Linked DNA regions of Homo sapiens: region 1 is linked to region 2. A link is a contact called in ENCODE Hi-C or POLR2A ChIA-PET data. All regions are on one chromosome and are shown on one strand. Each heading gives the region's core, a stretch centred on a gene start or an enhancer-like site at or near the end of the contact. The rest is flanking DNA. Distances are from core to core; before and after follow the strand shown.

Region 1 (3,593 bases), core at 820-3,319, 310 kb before region 2:
TTTATGGGTTAGGAAACATGGTTATTTCCTCTCCATACCTTGACCCCTTGTCCCTAAACATCAATTTGAACTCAAAATCCTGCTGAAGCCTAGGGTACACAAAGTAGCCTGGGAACACGCTTCACGTCAGCTTTCCCCTTCTGCAATCCATATAACATTTAGGAACTGTCTGATGGAGACCATGCTAATGTCCTAGTCTTTACATCCTGGACTTCCATAAGCAATGCGATTCCCTAGTTTTCAAGATTTCAACAAACATGTAAGTGCTCACTATATGCTTGGGACTGAGCTAGGCAGTGGGAATACAAAGATGACAAGGAGCTCATTTATATCCTTGAAGGTGAGAACAAACAAGATTTAGAAACTCAGTGGGAAAACAAAGATGTTATCATTGTAACTTCCATACTGAAGCCATTAAATAAAAGCAAAGTCCACTGGCACCAAACTTTATAATGAGATTCAGAAAAAACCCAAGTTTATTCTTTAATCTTTGTCACAGAAAACCCAAGACAGACAGATACAAAGTTTCAGCTGCTCACCTCCTGATAAGTGTAGAAAATACCCTTAGAACTTACAATGACATCTAAGTAGACACATTTTTCCCCTCTCACATTTCCCCTTAGTTACATTCATCCTGAAAAAACTGGAAAAAGATGGCGAAACATGGAAAGAAAAGTTGCAGGGCCTTACAGTAAATGTTCTTTGATTTGAGCAGCTTTCCAGCAACAAAAGACAAATGTTTCCTGTACACCTGTGGCAGTCAGGAATTCCAGAGTGTAGTCAATTAATGCCACATTGGCCAGGGGCAAGAGGACCTGAAGGATACAAGATGAAAAAAAACTTGAGGTCTCGAATCCCTTTGGGTACCCCACTGCAACAATTTTCACTCCTCTATTCGTATTTCCAAACAGTGTAATTTTGCTGTATCTTTCCAATTCAAAGATAAACAGGTTCCTGCCTTTGATGTTCATGCCATGCTCTAAGCCTGAGTCTGAGACATTGCAATTTGGGGATGGTAAGTACAGAATCTATGTGCCTTGTATCAGACACAGAGCTGTGACAGAATGGCAGTTCACTGCTGGCAAAGGATAATACTGGAAATCAATCATATTTCCATAAATTTAAGCATTGCTAAGGCCTTCTTCCCCATAAGATTTCCTTCCTTGATCCCTTTCTAAGTGTCAGAGGTTAGCCATCTCCCGTCACTTGTCAAAAATGAACAGCCATTAGGCTTTTTCGAGGGAATTAGAGAGGATTTTCCTTAAATCCAATGCAGTTCCCTCTTTCTGAACTGACTGCTGAACGACCCAGCTGAGTCCAATACCCCATTGTCTAGACAACTCGGGGGCTGATGGCAATCAACCACTAAACCCATTTTGTCCTTTCGACAGATAGCACCGGCTATCATTAGAACCTGGAAGGAAAAAAAAAATACACTGCCTGAGATCTAGCCCGCTCTTTTTAAGGCATATTACCGCCCTTTCAGAGGCAAAAGGTCGTTTCTTTTCACCTAAGCAACCGTCATCGGCAAGGTTAAAAGCGGCGCAGCCTCTTCTAGGGGCACTGAATCCCCGCGTGAAGGCTTCTCTCAAGCGCTGTTTCTACATTTAGCTCTCTTCATTCCTTTCAAACCCGAGGTGGACAGCATTACGAATGCCCAAATCTGCCGGCCACTAACTTGGTCAGCAGTCATCAGGGTTTAGACAGTCCCTCTGCATCCGGTTTTAGGATAACAGCATAGACGCAGGTCCTTCAAGGGCATGCTGTTGTAGTTAGCCGAAATGAGAACTTGCTCCAGCCCTGCCACCCTTCCTGCCCTCTGGCTGCTCGCGTGCGCGGCGCTCACCCGAGGCTGGTCCTTGGAGATGGGGAAGAAGCGGCGATCGAAGCTATCGGCCACCAGAACTGCTTGTAGGGGCGGCGGCGGTTCCTCCTCCGCCCCTCTGGCTCCCCCGCCACCGCTGCCTCCCGGCCCCGCGCCGCTGCGCTTGTTAGCCCGACTAACCACCACACCAGGCGGCGCCACTACAGGGGCCGCCATCTTCTTCTCTCACGGTCACCACTTCCGCAAGGAAGCTGCCACCGCACGCAGTAGGGGACAAAAAGGATCCAGCACTTGAAATGCGATGGACTAATTAACGAAGGGAAGGAGACGAGGAGGGAGCAGTGCGCATGCGTCTTCCCCGGGAGCCCACAGGGGTCTGAGGTTGATCCCGGAGGCGCGAGGAGTCGGTACGGGTCACGGTTGTCCCGGCCCCTGAGGCGCAGGGTAGGAGTGGGGTCCCATAGATGTCAGACTCGGTCTGCAAGTATCGTCGGCCTTCATTTGTAGGTGAACAAGCCGAGATTCTTGTGGCGTGATAGGACTTGTGGTCGCCACGAAGGGGCCAGCTCCATCGGGAATCTGTAATCGCCCAGCAGTTTCCCCGCCCCGCGCATGTGAAATATGTAGCCCTCCGTATTCATTCTAGAAACTTCTGGGAACCCAGCGCCTTGGGGAGATAGAACCGAGCCAGATGTTCCCCCGCTGCGAGGAACTCAGAACCTGCATAAATAGAGAAGGTGGCAGGCATATAGTAGGGAGACCAGTAATTCCATTGAGCGCTGATTTTGGGCCAGGCACGATACAAGCATTATCTCTGCAAAACATCTTATTCATTCGTTCAGCAAACGTTTCTTGAACTCTCAGAAGGATGAAGGAAGTTTACCCAGCTAGTAAGTGGAAGAACTGGTATTGGAACCCGATCTGTCTGACTGCAGAGTTCCACAATCTTGCTGCCAAGTTATGTGGGGATAACAATGACTATTTTATGTCATCTATTCATTCTTCCAGCCTATCAGCCTCCTGTGTCTTAAGCAGAGTGGAGACGGGGGTGGATCCAGGCGCACCAGTAAGTTGTACTGGAGTTAAGCAGTAAGCTTTCTGGGCAGAGGAAAGTGCGGGCGTAAAGGTCCAAGGCTTGAAAAGGCGCAGCAGCACCTTTTTCTCTTTGGGGAAAGAAGCGGTGGCTGCGGGGAATAAACCAACTCTGTAGAGGGGCGGGGCCGTGGGAAAGCGGTGGAACGGGGCAGGAAGGCTGGGCGTCATTTGGGAGGCAAGGAACTTTTCTGTAAGGCATAGCGCCCTTTCTGCACGGGACCTGTCCAGGTTCCACGCCACAGGCTTCTGCAGTTCCTGCAAACTGTTCCCATCCCGCCCCGCGTTGCACGTCGGGATTTGGAGTTCGCGATGCTGAGAGCTGTTTCCACGTGGCGATTCCGACTTGACCCGTCGTGCTCCGGCGCCCGCCTAGGGGGACCGAGGAGTTTGTCATTTCTTGCCTCGTTAGGGTGCGGAACGAAAACCATTTGATTTATCCTAGAAAAGGAAAGGCTGAAGCCAACTAAGTAAAAGTTTTCCATTAAATGAATGCACGTTGTAGAAAAGGAATGTTCAACTGCCCTACAAATCCAGAGGTAGAAATGGGGGAGGGGAGAAGGAATTAAATAGGACACACACACACACACACAAACACACACACACACACACTCTTGGGGGGGTGTTTGGGTATGGAAAGTAGGTCCGATTGCAGAATTTATTTTAAATGATTCCC
Region 2 (6,990 bases), core at 2,350-4,849:
GAGTATCCCCTCTCCAGCACAATCTGAAATAACAGCTGCAGTATTTTCTCAATTTTCAGGAAAGGTAGTGTTTTCTGGCAGTGAGTGGCATATACAAAAAGCTATTTTCAGGTTTTGCTTTCTAGGTTCAATTTGTAGATAAATTAAGAGGTAGAAAGAAGTGATTTGGGTAAATTCAGACTTGAATCTGAGCCGAATTTTATCTTCTGTTTGAAAGTGTTCTAATTGAAGCGTCTCACTGAAATAGCAGATAGTGGCTGTCGTCGTCACAGCCTCACTGTTGTGGAATTCATGTTACCCTCGTGACTGAGAATGACATCTAGGAAATGCAGTTTGAGAGTATGTTCTTCTTGAAGTCATTTACAGGAGAATTTTTAGTCTTTTGATGGCTTCAAAATGTTATACCAAGTCTTGCAGCTTTGTCCTGGGAGGATCGAAGGCCCTGATTTCAGCCTCCTGTGGCCGATCGGACTCAGGTTGTGTGCCGTGGGGGATGGGAATGGCGGCTTTGGAAAAGGAGTGGGAGTGGTGCCCACCTCACCAGGCAAGTGAGAACTGCATGGCAGCACGCGCCCAGCACATAGAAATTGTCCAGTATTTGGCAGTCCTTCATATCCTTCTTCCATCAGGCTGGACTTGTTTCTACTATGATTTACAGTTATTCTTCCCAGGCACAGGATTCTGTTCTAAACTCGTATCACTTCTAGGGGAGAGAGTTATCTTAGCCATCATTTTGCCAGCGAGGAAACGGCACACGTGGTGTAGGGGCACTGCCCAAGGTCACAATGCTTTGCTCTGACATCTGCTAACAACTCTGCAACACAGATGAGGCAAGATGCGTTTTCCAGAGATGGGATAGGAGGCTGAGTTCATAGGGACATTCCCTCTAGAGCCCAACATTAATTCACATCGTGCTTTGGGCAGACCAGGCAAAGAGGCAATGAAGACATCTCTGTGTCCCTGCTTTGTGACTGGGAAAAAGTTAGAAGTCCCTGTAGCATCTCCTGGTCCCTAAAACCCCTCAATGCTGGAGCCTCTGTGCATGGCCTGGGGAGGCCAGAACCTGGCTGTGGCCGGAGAAGCCTTGCTGTCCACAGCTCCCTCCTGATTGCCCACGAGGGTGCTTCACTTTCTCCTCTTGGCTTCTCTGGGGACCCGCGATCACTGCCTTCAAGGCCATGCACTCCCTGGCCCGTGGGCCTCTTGGGCTGTGCCGCCTCCACTGGCATCTGAAGTGTGGGGTACCTAGGAACATGCCGTGGCTGCCGTCTCCCTCATTCCATACACTTCTTGAGTGGGTGCACTTGCTGAAGCCTCAGTTATCTGTGAGGATTCTGAGCTCCAGACCCACAGAATCTCTCTGTACTCTTAGTAAATGTGTCTACTGCAACACACGCATGGTTCCAGGCTCTGGGACCACCCCCCCGCCCTGCACAGGCCCCTCAAATAGCACTCGGCTTAAGGAGTGACACGAGCAATCGGTGAAGTCTGAAACCCGGAGCCATTCGAGATCTCCCTCTCTCGCCTCTTATTTCTAGAATTCAGCCCCTCAGCCTTCCCAGTGCCTGTGACTCCGTGGTGGTCCTCACTTCTTAGTCCCTGGACTGTTGAGCCTGTTCTTCCAGCTGGTCTCCAAAGCAACCCTGTGCTTCTCCATATGCCTGCCAGAGTGCTAAAAACATGTCTGTCATTCCTTTGTTGTCACCTGTGAAAAACTTTTATTTATTTGAGACAGGGTCTCTCTCTCTCTCTCTCGTCCAGGCTGGAGTTCAGTGGTGCAATCATAGCTCACTGTAGCCTTGAAGTCCTGGGCTCAAGCCTCAGCCTCCAAGTAGCTGGCACTGCAGGCACACACTACCACGCCTGGCTAATTTTTAAAAGTTTTTTGTAGAGACAGGGTCTCACTGTGTTGCCCAGGCAGTTCTCAAACTCCTGGGCTCAAGCAGTCCTCTTGCCTCAGCCTCCCAAAGTGCTGGGATTCCACGCATGAGCCATCTGCACCCGGCCATATGAAAAGCTAAAATTCCTTAGTGTGGCCACCAAGACCCTCCATGGTCTGCTACCTCAGCTGAACCCTCCTCCCCCGTGACCTACATTCCCACCTGGCCCAACCACCCTCCCTCACAACAGGTGGCGAGTCCAGCTTTCCCCAGCCTGCCTCCCTCTCATGCTGACCTGGCCTTGTCAGTTCAATTACACTTCCTTCCGTCCCTCACTACCACACTAAACCTCCTGAAGGCACCCAGAATTATTCCTAGCACATAGCAACTGCTCTTTGACTGTTGTTTGATCAATGAAGTAATAAAAAGAGAGCTGCTCTCTTTTCCTGCGAGATGGAGAATTTTAGTCCCAAGCGCCATCTGCCAGGCTGGCTAACCCAGGGCCGTGGCGGACAGTCCACAAAGAGTTCACTCTGACCCGGCCCCTGTGTGTCATTTTCCAGGATCTCCCTCTACACCTGGCGCCTCGCCTGCTGCCTGCTGGGACATGGCCTGGCCTGCTCAGCTGACCTGCTGCCACTTCTAGGCAGCCGTCATGTCACTTTGCTACAACTTCAAGCTAAGACAGGCAATGTTTTGGGAGATGAATCTGTTTTCTGACTGGCCAGGGATGTGCTGCAGTCCCCTCCCAGGCGCAGACTGGATACCTTCCAAGTACAACCTTGAAATGGAGCTCTGGGTAATTAATGCTGTCTCAGTAGTGTTATTAGTAATTGGTCTGCAGTGTATACCGAGAGCATGTGTCAAATATTCAGAAAAGCGTTTGTGGGTGGTCAGGGAGTTGTTTGAGACGGTGTCCTGCATTGAACAGACCTGCCTTTACGCTGGAGGATCCCTCAACAGCTCTGCCTGAAAACAGCCATGCATGCACAGGAGGAAAGGAACTTGATAGCCTTGTGGCCAGTTCTGTGGCCGCTTTATCAAACTAAAGCTTTTGCAAATGGCCATGCTTTAAAATTAGGAATTTCAGAACCCAGGGAAAGGTCGATTGGTGGCTAATGCCAATTCTAATGAAAAGTGGATTGGTTGTCACAAATGTAGACTAGCATCCTAAAGGCAAATAGGCGGCGACTCACAGGCTGACTGAAACACGTGTTCTCCGGGAAGCAGGGCCCCGAGTCTTCTCTGACACCCTCATTGCTGCACCTGCCCCTGTGCCCGCGGAGTCCATGCGGTGCAGCCTGGCACAAATGCAGCAGTCGCTGGGCGTCCCGAGGCCACATGGAGAACCTCCCGGCTGGCGGACTGCTCCCAGCTGCGACCATCGGGCCCTTGGCCTCTGCGAAGCCGGGGCCATTTATAAGATGACACTGAGGGAACTTTGGATTCAATTCTGAGGCATTCTTCGAGATGGACACTTGTAAATGAATGCAGGCGGTTTCCGGTGCCCCCTGGCGACGGTGCAGCCTTTCCCCCATCCGCGCTCCCTCCAGCTCCAGCCGTGCGCAGCCGGCCCCGGCCAAGTGGGGCTGCCGCCGAGTGCGCCCCCTCCCGGGACGCCCACCCTCGTGCCGGGGGGCGGTGCTGCGGCGGCGCGGGGCGGGCCGCGGGGGCGGGGACGCTGGGCGCAGGAGGCGCGGCCGGGAGCGCCGCGCGCCGGGAGCGGGGCGGCGGGCGCCGGGGCTGGCATGGCGTGGCCCTGTATCAGCCGCCTGTGCTGCCTGGCGCGGCGCTGGAACCAGCTGGACCGCTCCGACGTGGCGGTGCCGCTCACTCTGCACGGCTACTCGGACCTCGACAGCGAGGAGCCGGGCACGGGCGGCGCCGCCTCGCGCAGGGGCCAGCCTCCCGCGGGCGCCCGGGATTCCGGCCGGGACGTGCCGCTCACTCAGTACCAGCGGGACTTCGGCTTGTGGACCACGCCCGCCGGGCCCAAGGATCCGCCGCCGGGGCGCGGACCGGGGGCGGGCGGCCGCAGGGGCAAATCCTCCGCGCAGTCCTCCGCGCCACCTGCGCCCGGCGCCCGCGGGGTCTACGTGCTGCCCATCGGCGACGCGGACGCGGCTGCAGCAGTGACCACGTCGTACAGGTATGGGCTGGGTAGGGACCGCAACGAGTCCCCACCCTGTGGTGGGAGGACGCGGAGGCCCGGAGCCAGAGGGATGGGGTGGGCGGCAGAGCGGAGGCGCCTGGAGCCCGGATCCCACGCGACCTCGGAGCTGCCGGCGGCCTCAGAGGTCACCCCCGTTTGGTCCGTGGGCACTGCAGGCGGCGCCTTCGCTGCTCCATGCCCGGACTCAGTGCTCGAGCACCCCCGTGCCGGGAGCGCACCGCTGCCCTCGCAGCCGCCCTCCTGGGGGCAGCCGTCAGAATGGCCTGCCTTCAGCCGAGTTGGAACCGGCCTCCCTTTAACTCCCACCGCCGGGCCTAGCCGTGCGAGGGGTGCGCGCAGGCCATGTCCCCCAGCTCTCTCCGGTCACTGCCTAGTGTGCGGGCGTTGGTGGTGAGGACCGAGCGCAGGGTCCCGTGTGGGTGAGCCCTTCAGAGTCCCACTGTGACAGGGGCTTTCAGGGAGAACGGGTCCGCGGGCCCTCCCCACCTCCCAGCCCAGCTCTGCTCCTGGACAGCCGAGGGCTTTCTCCCTTTTTTCCTCTTACCACAAAAGTAATTCATACTGTAGAAAAATGGGAAAGTACAGAAATTACAACAAAATACGTATCTCCTTGATCCCTCCCCAGACGAGTTCTTTCTACTCCGTAATGTGCATTTGGTGCATATGCACTGATATATTTTTACGTGGTTAGATTCTTACTGTACACTTTTTTCACCAGTTGTAGAAGTCTGTCCGTGTTACTACATGTTCTGCAACATGAATTTTAATAAACGTGCAGTATTTTATCCTATGGATATGCCTTTATATCTTCAAGTTTTATTTATCTACTTCCTTACCATTGACTATTTAGGGTGTTTCTAATGTGGGACTATTAAAAGCACTACTTTTCCTTTGATGCAGCTATTTCACTACTAGGAATTTTCCCTACAGGTATCCTACAAGGTAGGGTGGGAGCTCAGGAGCGTAAGATAGGTGGAGACATTGTACAACAAACCCCTTGTCCTGCTGATGTAGGGAACTGGTTAATTATAGCACAGCCATGAAATGGGATACTGAAACCCAGCGGATCTTAAATATACGCATACCAAAAAAGCAAGGTGCCCAGCAGCACGTAGGCTATTTGTGTTTTAAAAAGGGGTATTAATATACACACATATGCTCAAATAAGCACAGGATGCCCTGATGGATGTCTGAGGAGATGGTACCGTTAGGGAGAGGAACTTGATAGGGACTGCCAGGGGTGGAAGGCTTTTCACTCTGCTCTTTTGAACGATTGCTTTTTTTGCCTTTGTAACATGTCCATGTATTGCCTATCTTTTTAACTTTTTTTTTTGGAGACGGAGTCTCGCTCTGTCACCCAGGCTGGAGTGCAGTGGTGCAATCTCGGCTCACTGCAATGTCTGCCTCCCTGGTTCCAGCAATTCTCCTGCCTCAGCCTCCCGAGTAGCTGGGATTACAGGCTTGTGCCACCATGCCCAGTTAATTTTTATTTTTATTTTTATTTTTGATTTTTTTCTTTTTTGAGACAGAGTCTCGCTCTGTCGCTCAGGCTGGAGAGCAGTGGCGCCATCTTGGCTCACTGTAACCTCCGCCTCCTAGGTTCAAGCAATTCTTCTGCCTCAGCTTCCTGAGTAGCTGGGATTATAGGTGTGTGCCATCACGCCCAGCTAATTTTTTGTATTTTTAGTAGAGATGGGGTTTCACCATGTTGGTCAGGCAGGTCTTGAACTCCTGACCTCATGATCCGCCTGCCTCGGCCTCCCAAAGTGCTGGGATTACAGGCATGAGCCACCATGCCCGGATGAGGGACTCCTTCTAAAAGCTAAGCCAGCCAGGCATGGTGGCTCACACCTGTAATCCCAGCACTTTGGGAAGCTTAGGTGGGAGGATCACTTGAGCCCAGGAGTTCAAGACCAGCCTGGGCAACATAGTGAGACCCTGCCTCTACAAAAAATAGAAAATTAGCTGGGCGTGGTGGTGCCTGCCTGTGATTCCAGCTACTTGGGAGGCTGAGGTGGGAGGATCCCTCAAGCCTGCGAGGTCGAGGCTGCAGTGAGCAGTGTTTGTGCCACTGCACTCCACCTAGGCAACAGAGCAAGACCTTGCTTCAAATAAATAAAAGCTAAGCCTCTGCTAGAACATCCCTAGTAAAGAGGAGCCCAGCGCCATGCAAGTCAGCTCGCTCCATGGGCAGACTGTTGTAACTGACAGAAAGCGCTTCCTTCCCGGAGCTGAAGCTGTCTCCCTGCAAGCTCCACCCCTTGCCCTGCTCTGGTGCCTAGAACTTCAGCCGCTGGAATGCGCTGCACGCTCAGGACCCCTGGCCTTCCAGACTCTCCGCTATTCAGGCCCCTCCAGCTGGCTAGTCTAGGGCCTGAGCGCTGCGGCTCAGTGTTGCCCACTCCAGCTTTGGCGGCTCAGCTTGAGGACGTGTCAGTGAATGCAAGACCCACCCTGCAACCACTGTCCCCCAGCGAGTTCCTTACAAAGTGCCGACCTATGAGGGAGCCTCCTCCTGGGGACATGGAATGTTCTTTGTGTCTTGATAATGGTGGTGGTACCCAAGTGGTTACATTTGTCAAAAGTCATCCAGCTGTATGTTTTTAATGGATGAATTGTATGGTTTGGAAATAATGCCTTGATACAGTTGGGTTTTTGGGGGGTTTTTTTGTTGTTGTTTGTTTTGTTGTTGTTGCTGCTGTTGCCCAGGCTGGAGTGCAGGGACATGATCTCAGTTCACTGCAGCCTCAACCTCCCAGGCTCAAGTGATTTTCTCACCTCAGCCTCCCGAGTAGCTGAGACCACAGGTGGGCACTACATGTGGGGTTTTGTGTGTGTGTGTGTGTGTGTGTGTGTGTGTGTGTGTGTGTGTGTGTGTGTGTTTTAGAGATGGGGTTTATGTTGCCCAGGCTGGTCTCAAATTCCTGGGCTCAAGCG

The links. Hi-C counts contacts between places; a loop is a spot of excess contacts on that map. ChIA-PET counts read pairs that join two places held with the same protein, here RNA polymerase II (POLR2A). Pooled maps may share reads with other maps.
Region 1: a loop to region 2 is called in a pooled map, with 4 times the contacts of the local background. The contact joins the promoter of EIF2B5 here to the promoter of MAP6D1 in region 2. A Hi-C loop is called at or near these places in 2 of 50 pooled maps. POLR2A ChIA-PET finds 5 or more read pairs at or near these places in 3 of 52 experiments (H1, WTC11 and activated T-cell).

What each region holds. Positions count from the first base shown.
Region 1 is chr3:184,133,834-184,137,426 of GRCh38, reverse strand. It overlaps EIF2B5 (eukaryotic translation initiation factor 2B subunit epsilon), which reads right to left and starts at 2,069. Exons shown (of 16, transcript NM_003907.3): 1 at 1,847-2,069; 2 at 691-815. The coding sequence starts at 2,041. EIF2B5-DT (EIF2B5 divergent transcript) reads left to right here and starts at 2,166. Exons shown (of 2, transcript NR_183721.1): 1 at 2,166-2,891; 2 at 3,149-3,593. RefSeq lists enhancers at 1,720-1,789, 2,110-2,169, 3,039-3,593 and a silencer at 1,860-1,969.
Region 2 is chr3:183,822,186-183,829,175 of GRCh38, reverse strand. It overlaps MAP6D1 (MAP6 domain containing 1), which reads left to right and starts at 3,599. Exons shown (of 3, transcript NM_024871.4): 1 at 3,599-4,029. The coding sequence starts at 3,629. It also overlaps a transcript of PARL not described here. RefSeq lists silencers at 3,392-3,741, 3,802-3,871, 3,892-4,021.